Regions from separate parts of the Homo sapiens genome. Here region 2 is linked to region 1. A link is an interaction called in ENCODE POLR2A ChIA-PET data of the cell type or tissue named here. Cell type or tissue: Panc1. All regions are shown on one strand.

Region 1 (5,000 bases):
TAGAATCCTTGGTTCATAACACATTCTCATCATTGGTCCATTCTTGGTATTTATTTGGTTGGTAACTTTAATAAAATTAACTCACTTACTATTAATTTTTATATCCAAAGTAAACTCTGAATAGTCTTTTCTTTATTCCAAAACTGTCTGTGAGCCCATAAAAATCTCACATATTCATAGGATGAAGGTGGGATGTGGAAAGGGTCTAAAATGTGTTTTCGTGAATAAAAATGATTGTTTAGAAATAGTAGCATTTAGCCTAGTTATTAAAGACAGGACATTTGAGTAATTTAAAAAAATAGATGAAATGGAAAAACACTCACCCAATAAGGTTTCTATTGTAAAAAGGCCAAAGGGAACGACATTCAGAATAAAAAGTCTTATACTTGGAAGTGAACAGATAACTAAATTTAATGAGATGGTCTGGGACACATAGGAACCCTCAAAATGTTACTAGAAGGTTATGGTGAGCCTAGAATATTGAGGGGTGAGTTTGGGCCATCTAGGTGAAAATGTCAGCTAGACAGTCATAGATATAATACTAGCACTCTCGGGGAAATTGGAATTGAGAACACAATGTGGGAACCACCAGCTTAGAGGCAAGAGCTGAAGCTCTGAAGATAGTGAAGGCCTCCCTGGGGGAGATGGGAAGAGAGGAATGAAGGCAGAAGAAAAGTTGTTTTTCTTTCAAATCCTCTATATTTTATATTATTCCCTGCTTCCTTTTCCTCCTGCTTCCTGGGTTGGGATGGGGATATCTCCTCTTGGCTTATAAAATTATCTAGAGACCAGGAGCCACCTTGTAGAGTAGGGGTCCCCAACCTCTGGGCCATGGACCAGTACCAGTCCATGGTCTGTTAGCAACAGGGCCGCACAGCAGGAGGTGAATAGCAGGCGAGTGAGTGAAGCTTCATTTGTATTTACAACCACGCCCCATCACTCCCATTACCCTCTGAGCTCAGCCTCCTGTCAGATCAGTGGTGGCTTTAGATTCTCACAGGAGTGTGAACCCTATGGTGAATGGTGCATGCAAGGGATCTAGATTGCGTGCTCTTTATGAGAATCTAGTGCATAATGATCTGTCACTGTCTCCTATCACCCCCAGGTGGGACTGTTTAGTTGCAGGAAAACAAGCTCAGGGCTCCCATTGATTCTACATGATAAAGAGTTGTATACTTCATTATATATTACAATCTAATAATAATATAAATAAATTGCACAGTAAGTGTAATGCGCTTGTATCATCCTGAACCATCCCCCTCCACTCTGTGTCTGTGGAAAAGTTGTCCTCCATGAAACCAGTCCCTGGTATCAAAAATGTTGGGGATCACTGTTGTAGAGGACACAGAGAGGTTATTTTGAGAACCCCAAAGCTGTTACAAACACACCCAATAGACAGCACACCTATATAACTATAGGTATTCAAGGGCAGTTACTACAAGACAAGTTTTCAGGACCAACTTTTCATCTTTGAGCGGATGCACAGTCCGGACTGGTTTTCTTCCGTAAGAGAGAAAGAGGGAGAGCAAAAGTGAGAACTTTTGGGGCAGGGAGGAAAAGTCAAAGGGGGATGGTCAGGTTCAAGCATGAGGCCCTTGGAGACTGCTGGCCAGGGGTGCTGCAGAGTCACCGTTTCTATTGTGTAAACTTTCCTATGCTGACAGATTGCCTGGTGTGATAACTTCACTCTTGTGTGCAAATACTCTTCCTTAAAGACACATAGAGAAAAGCTGGCCAAGACCCAAGAAATGGCTGTAGAAAGATATTCATTCTCAGGGCATTTCTGAAAACACATTTTCTCTACATTTTCAGCTTTCAAATTGTATAAATTTTCTCTTGACTTCTGACTCAAAAATCTTCTCAAACCAGGCATGTCAGTTTCTTAATTAAAAATGGTGTCTTAGTCTGTGAGGCCTACCATAACAACATACCACAGACTGTGTGGCTTAAACCACAAAATGTATTTTCTCACAATTCTGGAGGCTCGAAGTCTAAGATTAAGGTGTCTGCAGATTTGGTTTCATCTGAGGCTTCTGTCCTTGGCTTGCAGATGGCTGCCTTCTTGTTGTGTCTTCACAGGGCCTTTTTCTCTGTGCCTGAGTATCCCTGGTATCTTTTCTTTTTGTAAGGACACCAGTCCCAATGTATTAGGGCCCATTGTTTTGATCTCTTTAACCTTATTTACCTCTTTAAAGGTCCCATCTCCAAATATAGTCACATTGGGGATTTGAGCTTCAGTATATGAATTTGTGTGTGTCTGTGAGGGGGGAAATAATTCAGTCCATAATAAATAGTAAGCTGAGATTTGTCTACTATGGACTCCCTGTCACACAGTAAGTACTTAGCAAATATTTGTAGAATGAGTCAGGCTGTGACTGGGTAACTCATTTATCAATGTGCTGCCATATTTTTTAAAGTCTCATAAACCTTAGTCAATTAAATAAATTTTTCATTTTGCAAGAGTTGGTAATGATGGCCTAGTAACTTTATAAATGGGCTAAAATCAATATACTTATCTTTAACATGAGCCCTAGAGGGTCAGATCAAGCCATAGTGCAAGACCCTAGTATAATTCCTTTCCTTTACTGAAGTGTTACGCTGGAACAACATTGCAGTGAAGGTTTAAAACTAAATATTGAAGATGAGGTGGTTTTGCAAACTTTCTGGATGATGTGTGTTAAGAGGCACAGAAGGCAAGCATCTTGCTCCCTTCTTACAAAGAAACAGAAGTGGTGAAGTAACTTGCCTAAGGTCTCATGCAGGTGAGTACCAGAACTGGGATTAGAATTCAGTCTTGTGTCACTCCAGGGTGCTGTTTTTTTTCTTTTTTTGATGTGCTTCTTGTTTAGCCCATTTAGCTAGTGAATGTGAAGATTCAAGGAGAAAAGGCTTTTCCTTCTGACATTGAAGTACCTAAACTCTTTAGAAAATCTACTCAGGTGCATTTCATAAATTGATTACAGATGAAGTCCAATAGTAACATTGTTTATATTTGTGAAATCTACCATACTTGTCAGTTTCTAGTTTACAGATTATATAAGGAAATCACTTACATCCAAAATACAATCTTTGCCAGTACACCAGCACAACCTCTTGGGAATCTTGAACTACACATATACTGAATTGATACTGCAAATCAAGTCATTTGCCCAAATGGAAGGATTTAGGGATAAATTCAGCCAACAGTTACATGCTCAGATTCAAGAATCTGAAATAACCACTATATTGTATAGCTAAAAATAAAGCAGTTTGCACAACACTTGGCATTTTCAGTTGACCTAGTCAATACTAGCTAATAATTTTTATAATTCTTGAGTGAAGTGAGTTTTTTCTTTATTTTACATGTACAACTGGAATCCTGAAAAGTTAATAGATTATCTTTTACCTAAGTGCTACAGTAGGTAAGGTAGTATTGATAGTCTTTTACTGAATCTACAAATATTTTTTTCTTGAACATGACATAATTTCTTTTAACAGTTTTATTGAGACATAACCAACAAACAATAAACTGCACATACATATAGTGTACAATTTGATGTTTTAACATATGTATATTCTTATTAAAACTACCACCACAATCAAGCTAATAAACCCACTACTCCTAAAAGTTTTCTTGGGTCCTTTTGAAATTCCTCTTTCCTAGGTAACCATTGATCTTTTTTTCTGTAACTACACATTAACTTGCATTTTCTAGGATTTTATATAAAGTGAAACATACAGCATGTAATCTTTAAAAAAATCTCTTTTCTTTCAGTCAGAATACTTACTTTGAGACTCATCAATGCTGTTGAATATATCAATAATTCACTCCTTTTTATTGTGGAGTAATATTCTATTGTATGATTATATCACAATTTCTTTATCCATTCACTTAATTATGGGCATTTGGGCTGTTTCCAGTTTTTTGCTGTTACAAAAAAAAAAACGCAGCTATGAATATTTCTGTACAAGCCTGTATATGAACATATTTATTTTCCTCTTAGGTAAAAACCTATGAGTGGAATGGCTGGAACATATGGCAGGCGCATGTGTAACATTTTTGAAATTGTCAAACTGTTTTCTAAAGTGATTGTGCCATTTTACATTCACACCAACAGTGTATGAGAGTTCCAGTTGCTTCACTTCCTTAACATCGCTGGGTGTGGTCAGTTTTCTAAATTTTAGCCATCCTAATAGATTTGACTTCATGCTTTATTGTGGTTTTCATTTGCATTTCCCCAAAGACTAATTATGTTGAACATCTTTACATGTGCTTATTTCCAATTGTCTACCTTTGGTGAGGTGTCTATTTGAATGTTTTATTTTTTTAATTGTTTTTATGTTTTCTTCTTAATGAGTTTTAAAATTTGTTCTTTGTGAGATATGTAGTTTATAAATATTTTCTCCTAGTTTTTGCTTGTCTTCTTATTCTCTTGTCAAAATTAAAAGCTTCTGCTCTTCAAAAGTCTATTGAGTTTCAAATTATCAATTTTTTTCTTTTATGGGTTGTTCATTTGGTGTTATATCTAAGAAATCTTTACCTATCCTGGGATCAGAGAGATTCTCTAACAGAAGTTTTATAATTTTAGGTTTTACATTTAGGTCTATATTTCATTTTGAATTAGTTTTTATATACAATTTAAAGTATGGATCAATGTTTATATTTTTGCATGTGGATATACAATTTTTCCAGCACAATTTATAGAAAAGCTTATTATTACTTCCCTGACTTACCTTTGTACTTCTAGCAAAAATCAATTGTTTGTATATGTGTGGACCTATTTATGGACCCTCTATTTTGCTCCACTGATCTATTTGTCTATCCTTATGCCAGTGCCACACTGTATTGATAACTGTAGTTCTATAATAAGACTTGAAATCAAGGCATGTAAGCCCTCCAGTGTTGTTCTTTTTTCAAAGTTTCTTCAGTATTCGAGGTCTTTTGCATTTCCATATGAATTTTAGAATTAAATTCTCAATTTTTATGGAAAAATTTACTTTTGACTATTGAAAAATTGAAT
Region 2 (5,000 bases), 180 kb before region 1:
CGAGGTCAGGAGTTCAAGACCAGCCTGGGCAACATAGTTAGACCCTATCTCTACAAAAACTTAAAAAAAAATGAGGTTGGGTGTGGTGGCTCACGCCTGTAACTCCAGCACTTTGGGAGGTTGAGGCGGGCGGATCACAAGGTCAGGAGATCAAGAGCATCTTGGCTAACATGGTGAAACCCAGTCTCTACTAAAAATACAAAAAATTAGCCGGGTGTGGTGGTGGGCGCCCATAATTCTAGCTGCTGGGGAGGCTGAGGCAGGAGAATGGCGTGAACCCAGGAGGCGGAGCTTGCAGTGAGCCGAGATTGCCTCACTGCACTCCAGCCTGGGCGACAGAGTAAGACTCCATCTCAAAAACAAAACAAAACAAAACAAAACAAAACAAAACAAAACAAAACAACAAAAAAGAGCTGGGCGTGGTGGTGCACACCTGTAGGCCCAGCTACTCAGGAGGCTGAGATGGGAGGATCACTAGAGCCCAAGAGTTGGAGGCTGCAATGAGCTATGATTGTGCCACTGTACTCCAGCCTGGATGACAGAGTGAGACCCTGTCTCTCTAAAATAAATAAATAAATAAATAAAAATCTGGCTATATGAGCTGGCAAGTTTGTTTATTTACTTTAAAAGTTAAACAGCAGTTAATTGTGATTTGTGGATCACTTCTTCCCCATTGATTTAATCTCTGCTTGCTTAAATAAATTAAGGTACTGTATATTCTGGATTATACTTCCTCCGCCTCAAATTTAGGAATATTGTGAAGTGAGACTATGATACTTGACTGTGGAAAGGGATATATTTGTACCCCATTACCAAGTTTTCTTCTTGGTGTCTTTCTCTAGTTCAGATGGAACTATCATTTATATCTAGGTCTGATGAAATAAAACTGAGGGAGAGGGGCTTCCAGGTCCCCATTTCTTAAAACGTCATGTTGCCTGACATGAATGAATGCATAGCCACACTCTTGTTCTCTGAATCTGTCAGTCAATTATGTGCATAGTTCGCAACTAGGACGGGATGTCCTGTGAAGAAAAGATAGGCATTAAGCCCCTGTAAGTATGAGGATTGCTTGCGACATGTCCCAAGCAATTGTAGTTCATCGCTGAGATCAAGAATGACATGTTTGGCTGGGCTCGGTGGCTCACACCTGTAATCCCAGCACTTTGGAAGGGTGAGGAGGGCAGATCACCTGAGGTCTGGAGTTCAAGACCAGTCTGGCCAACATGGTGAAACCCCATCTCTACTAAAAATACAAAAATTAGCCACACGTGGTGGCTCACTCCTGTAATCCCAGCTACTCAGGAGGCTGAGGCAGGAGAATCATTTGAACCCGGGAGGCAAAGGTTGCAGTGAACCGAGATTGCGCCATTGCACTCCAGCCTGGGTGACAGAGTGACTCCGTCTCAAAAAAAAAAAAAGAAAACATGTTTGGCTTTGTGGTACAAAGCAAAGTTTTCATTAGCAAAGGTGAAAGTGCCCAATATCCTGTTATATCAAACTCGATTGATTAATGAGAGGGATGAAGGTTATGGATGTTTTTGTTTGTTTTGGAGGGTGTGTATGTGTGTAGGGGATGTTTAATGTGAGTCAGGCAGTGTGAGAATAGTTTCTGGGGTCTGGTCCCATTGAGAACAACCTGATTCTGGTAATCTTTGAATATCATTTAACACATTACGTGGCTCTTAATAAATGGGTCTGCTTCATAGTTACAATAGAAATTGACCCCTCTGCCATGTGGTCCCCTCCTTCCCTCCATTTGGCCTTTTATCCTTGGATTTGGGTCACAACCTTTGGGGAAGGGTGGAAACAAAGCAGAACTGGCAATTATCCCAGTGATCTGGATTCTAATTAATTAAGGCCTACTTTTTTTCTCCTTTTTTGGAGAATTGTGCCTGTAGGCATTTTGTGGGAAGGATGCCTTTCTTATTGAATAACTATACCTCAAGCTTTTTTTTTTTTTTTTTTTTGGACCCAGGAAGGGATATAAAAAATAATTAGTTATGAGGGGCACCACTGAAAGTAGAAGATTTACACTCAAGCCAGGAATTTATTTGCATATCAAATAAAGGACAGAGTCATGCATGATGTCTCAGAATCTCTAGTTATCCTAATCAGTAAAGAAAATGAAACCAGATGTGTTCATTTCAGCTTTGAATTGTGTTACTATTAGAATAAAAATTAAGTTCCCTTAAGTATCCTTTTAGGTCAAATCTAATCATTTCTCTAGATATAATTCTCAGAAAAGCCAGTGGCATTTTGATAGTGGAACCTGGTATTTTGCTGGACTTAACAGTTCTCTGTGAAGCTACATACAAATTTTATCCATTGACCATTATGCTGTACATTTCTTAAAGTGCTATTTTTGTTGTGGTTTCAGTGATTCTCATCCGAAACATAGCTGCATCATGTCATGGAAAAACACTGGACTGGGAGTTAGAATCATTCTCCTCTCAGCTCTTCCATTAAATGAAAAGATTTGTGCTTTTGGAAAATCACTTTAACTCTTTGGACTTCAGTTTTGTTGGCCTGCTACATAAGGTCTCTACCATCATTGAACAGTTTAGGTCTTTATTAGAACATGCACAACATAGTGAGCTAAATTGCAAACTCATCTGTAAAAATTTGACATCTTAAGCTTCAGAGTAACCCTGCTTAGTATTTAAAAGCAAATGTCAATGTCAGAAGGTTGAAGTCCTAACAGTATTAGAAAAGCAAATGCCATCAACTTATTGAACCTACAGTTTTTAAAAATTTGTGTCTTAATAATATTTAATGTTTTTATCCGTTATACTGGTAATCCATGTTCACTGAGAAAGTTTATAAAACTCAAAAAAAATCGATCTTAATCTCACCACTCAGAACTAACTAGCAATATTTTGATGTTTCCATTCCTTTTGGTTCTCTGTATTTCTCTTATATTCTATGCCATGTATGATTTATTTTTACAAAGTTGGAATCATAGTTTTTCTATCATTTGTTTGTTTGTTTTTTGTTTGTTTTCTTTTTGTTTTTTTTTAGAGGGAGTCTCACTGCAATGCCCAGGCTGGAGTGCAATGATGTGATCTCGGCTCACTGCAACCTCTGCTTCCCAAGTTCAAACGATTCTCCTGCCTCAGCCTCCTGAGTAGCTGGGATTACAGGAGCGTGGCACCATGGCTGGCTAATTTTTGTATTTTTAGTAGAGATGGGGTTTCACCATATTGGCTAGGCTGGTCTGAAACTCCTGACCTCAAGTGATTTGTCTGCTTCAGCCTCCCAAAGTGCTCAGATTACAGGCGTGAGCCACCGCGCCCGGCTGTTTCTGTTTTTTTCACTTGGGGAAACATTGTGAGTTGCTTCCCATGTCTTTATTCCAAAAGATGGTTTTTAAAGGCTTTTAATTTTTGTTTTTGAATTACATATACTTATATATAATTATAATTATATATATGTAGTTTTATTTTATGAAGCAGAAAATTAAACTTTCTCTCTCCCTGCATTCTGCCAACCCACTCTCTCTTTCTCAGTCACATTCCCTGTAGGGAAGTCCATTTATAGTTTGAGGTATATTCTTAAGGTCCGTAATAGATGTAAGTATATACATGTAATAGATGTAAGTATATACGTGTAATAGGTGTAAGTTCATAAATGTAATAGATGTAAGTATTTAAATATGTATGTATGGCCATATGTGAGAGTTTTTTACTTAAATCAGGCCATTCCATTCACACTACTCTGCACTCTGTGATCTTTCATGCTGCATTACTGGGAGTGAGGAGGTATTTTCTAGTTAATATCTACTGCCCTAGCTAGTTCACAGTAATGGCTCCACAGTGATTCCCACTATGGATGTCTGTTTTTTTTTTTTTTTTTCTTGATGGAGTCTAGCTCTATTGCCCAGGCTGGAGTGCAGTGGTGTGATCTTGGCTCGCTGCAACCTCTGCCTCATGGGTTCAAGCGATTCTCCTGCCTCAGCCTCCTGAGCAGCTGGGATTACAGGTGCATGCCACCATGCCCGGCTAATTTTTTTGTATTTTTTAGTAGAGATGGGGTTTCACCACATTGGCCAGGCTTGTCTTGAACTCCTGACCTCATGAACCACCTGCTTCAGCCTCCCAAAGTGTTGGGATTACAGACATGAGCCACCGCACCCGACCGGATGTCTGTTTTTATTTAATCAATCACCTATTGCTGGACATTGTGGTTGGTTGAAGTTATTTTATTTTGTTTTAAAAAGGGTTGCATAATATCTTGTATCCAAATCTTTGGGTGCATCTTTGATTATTTCCCTAGGATGAAGTCCTGAGTCCACTGGGACGTACGTGTGGCTTTTGATATTGCCAGTTTCCCTACAGAAAGGTCATCCTGTTTTACATTCCTGTAAAATGTGTATGAGAGGCCCTTCTCTGACCTTTTCCCACTCTGAACTAGTCAAAACTTAAGGCACATTTTTCATCATTATTGTACCAGTTTTTATCTCAATTTGAGTCCAGGACATTCCTTTCAGAGTATGGGGAAAAAGGTCATCCAGATTCTCTGGTGCCTTGATCATCTTTGACTTTTCTAATGAGACTTTGTAAAGAATCCTGGGAAGTTATAAGTTCCACTATACGGTATTTCTATTTTTATTTGTCATGATGAACTCATAGATTAATAATTTATTCCTTTTCTTAAATTTAGAAACTAGCTGACTTAGATTTCCTCTCTTATTAAAATATAAAGTCCTTTGGGAATGGTAACATATTATCGAACGTTGTGATTTGTATTCCAGGAACTAGAGTCTGTTTTGATTGAGCGTCTAAAAATCCTTGTTAGGGAGGGAGGAGAAAAGTGCCCAAGATCAGTGGGTAGGGCCCCTGGTCCTAGGGAAAGAGTCATTGTTGATTTACCACCATTAGTAATAAGCCATTCATTAAATCCATGAAGACAAATCATGTGTTACATTTTAGTTGTAAGTTTCTTGATCTTTAGATTTTGTGACTCTGAAGATACACTTCAGTTATTGCTATGCTTTTTTTTTA

Evidence for each region. ChIA-PET counts read pairs that join two places held together with the same protein. Peaks named below come from ENCODE experiments on the same cell type or tissue, not always from the same donor. Only the 100,000 strongest peaks of a DNase experiment are listed, where the experiment ranks them.
Region 2: POLR2A ChIA-PET joins it to region 1 with 5 read pairs; 2 of 35 experiments call an interaction of 5 or more read pairs at or near these places.

Annotation. Positions count from the first base shown.
Region 1 is chr13:50,318,106-50,323,105 of GRCh38, forward strand. The region is part of intron 2 of DLEU1 (deleted in lymphocytic leukemia 1); the gene reads left to right. Among named protein-coding and RNA genes, the nearest start is that of DLEU2, 200 kb to the left of the region's middle. In Panc1, no CTCF peak of the experiment used is centred here; a DNase peak (open chromatin) is centred at 2,288; H3K27ac peaks cover 5,000 bases.
Region 2 is chr13:50,142,571-50,147,570 of GRCh38, forward strand. The region is part of intron 2 of DLEU1 (deleted in lymphocytic leukemia 1); the gene reads left to right. Among named protein-coding and RNA genes, the nearest start is that of DLEU2, 20 kb to the left of the region's middle. In Panc1, no CTCF peak of the experiment used is centred here; no DNase peak of the experiment used is centred here; H3K27ac peaks cover 1,164 bases.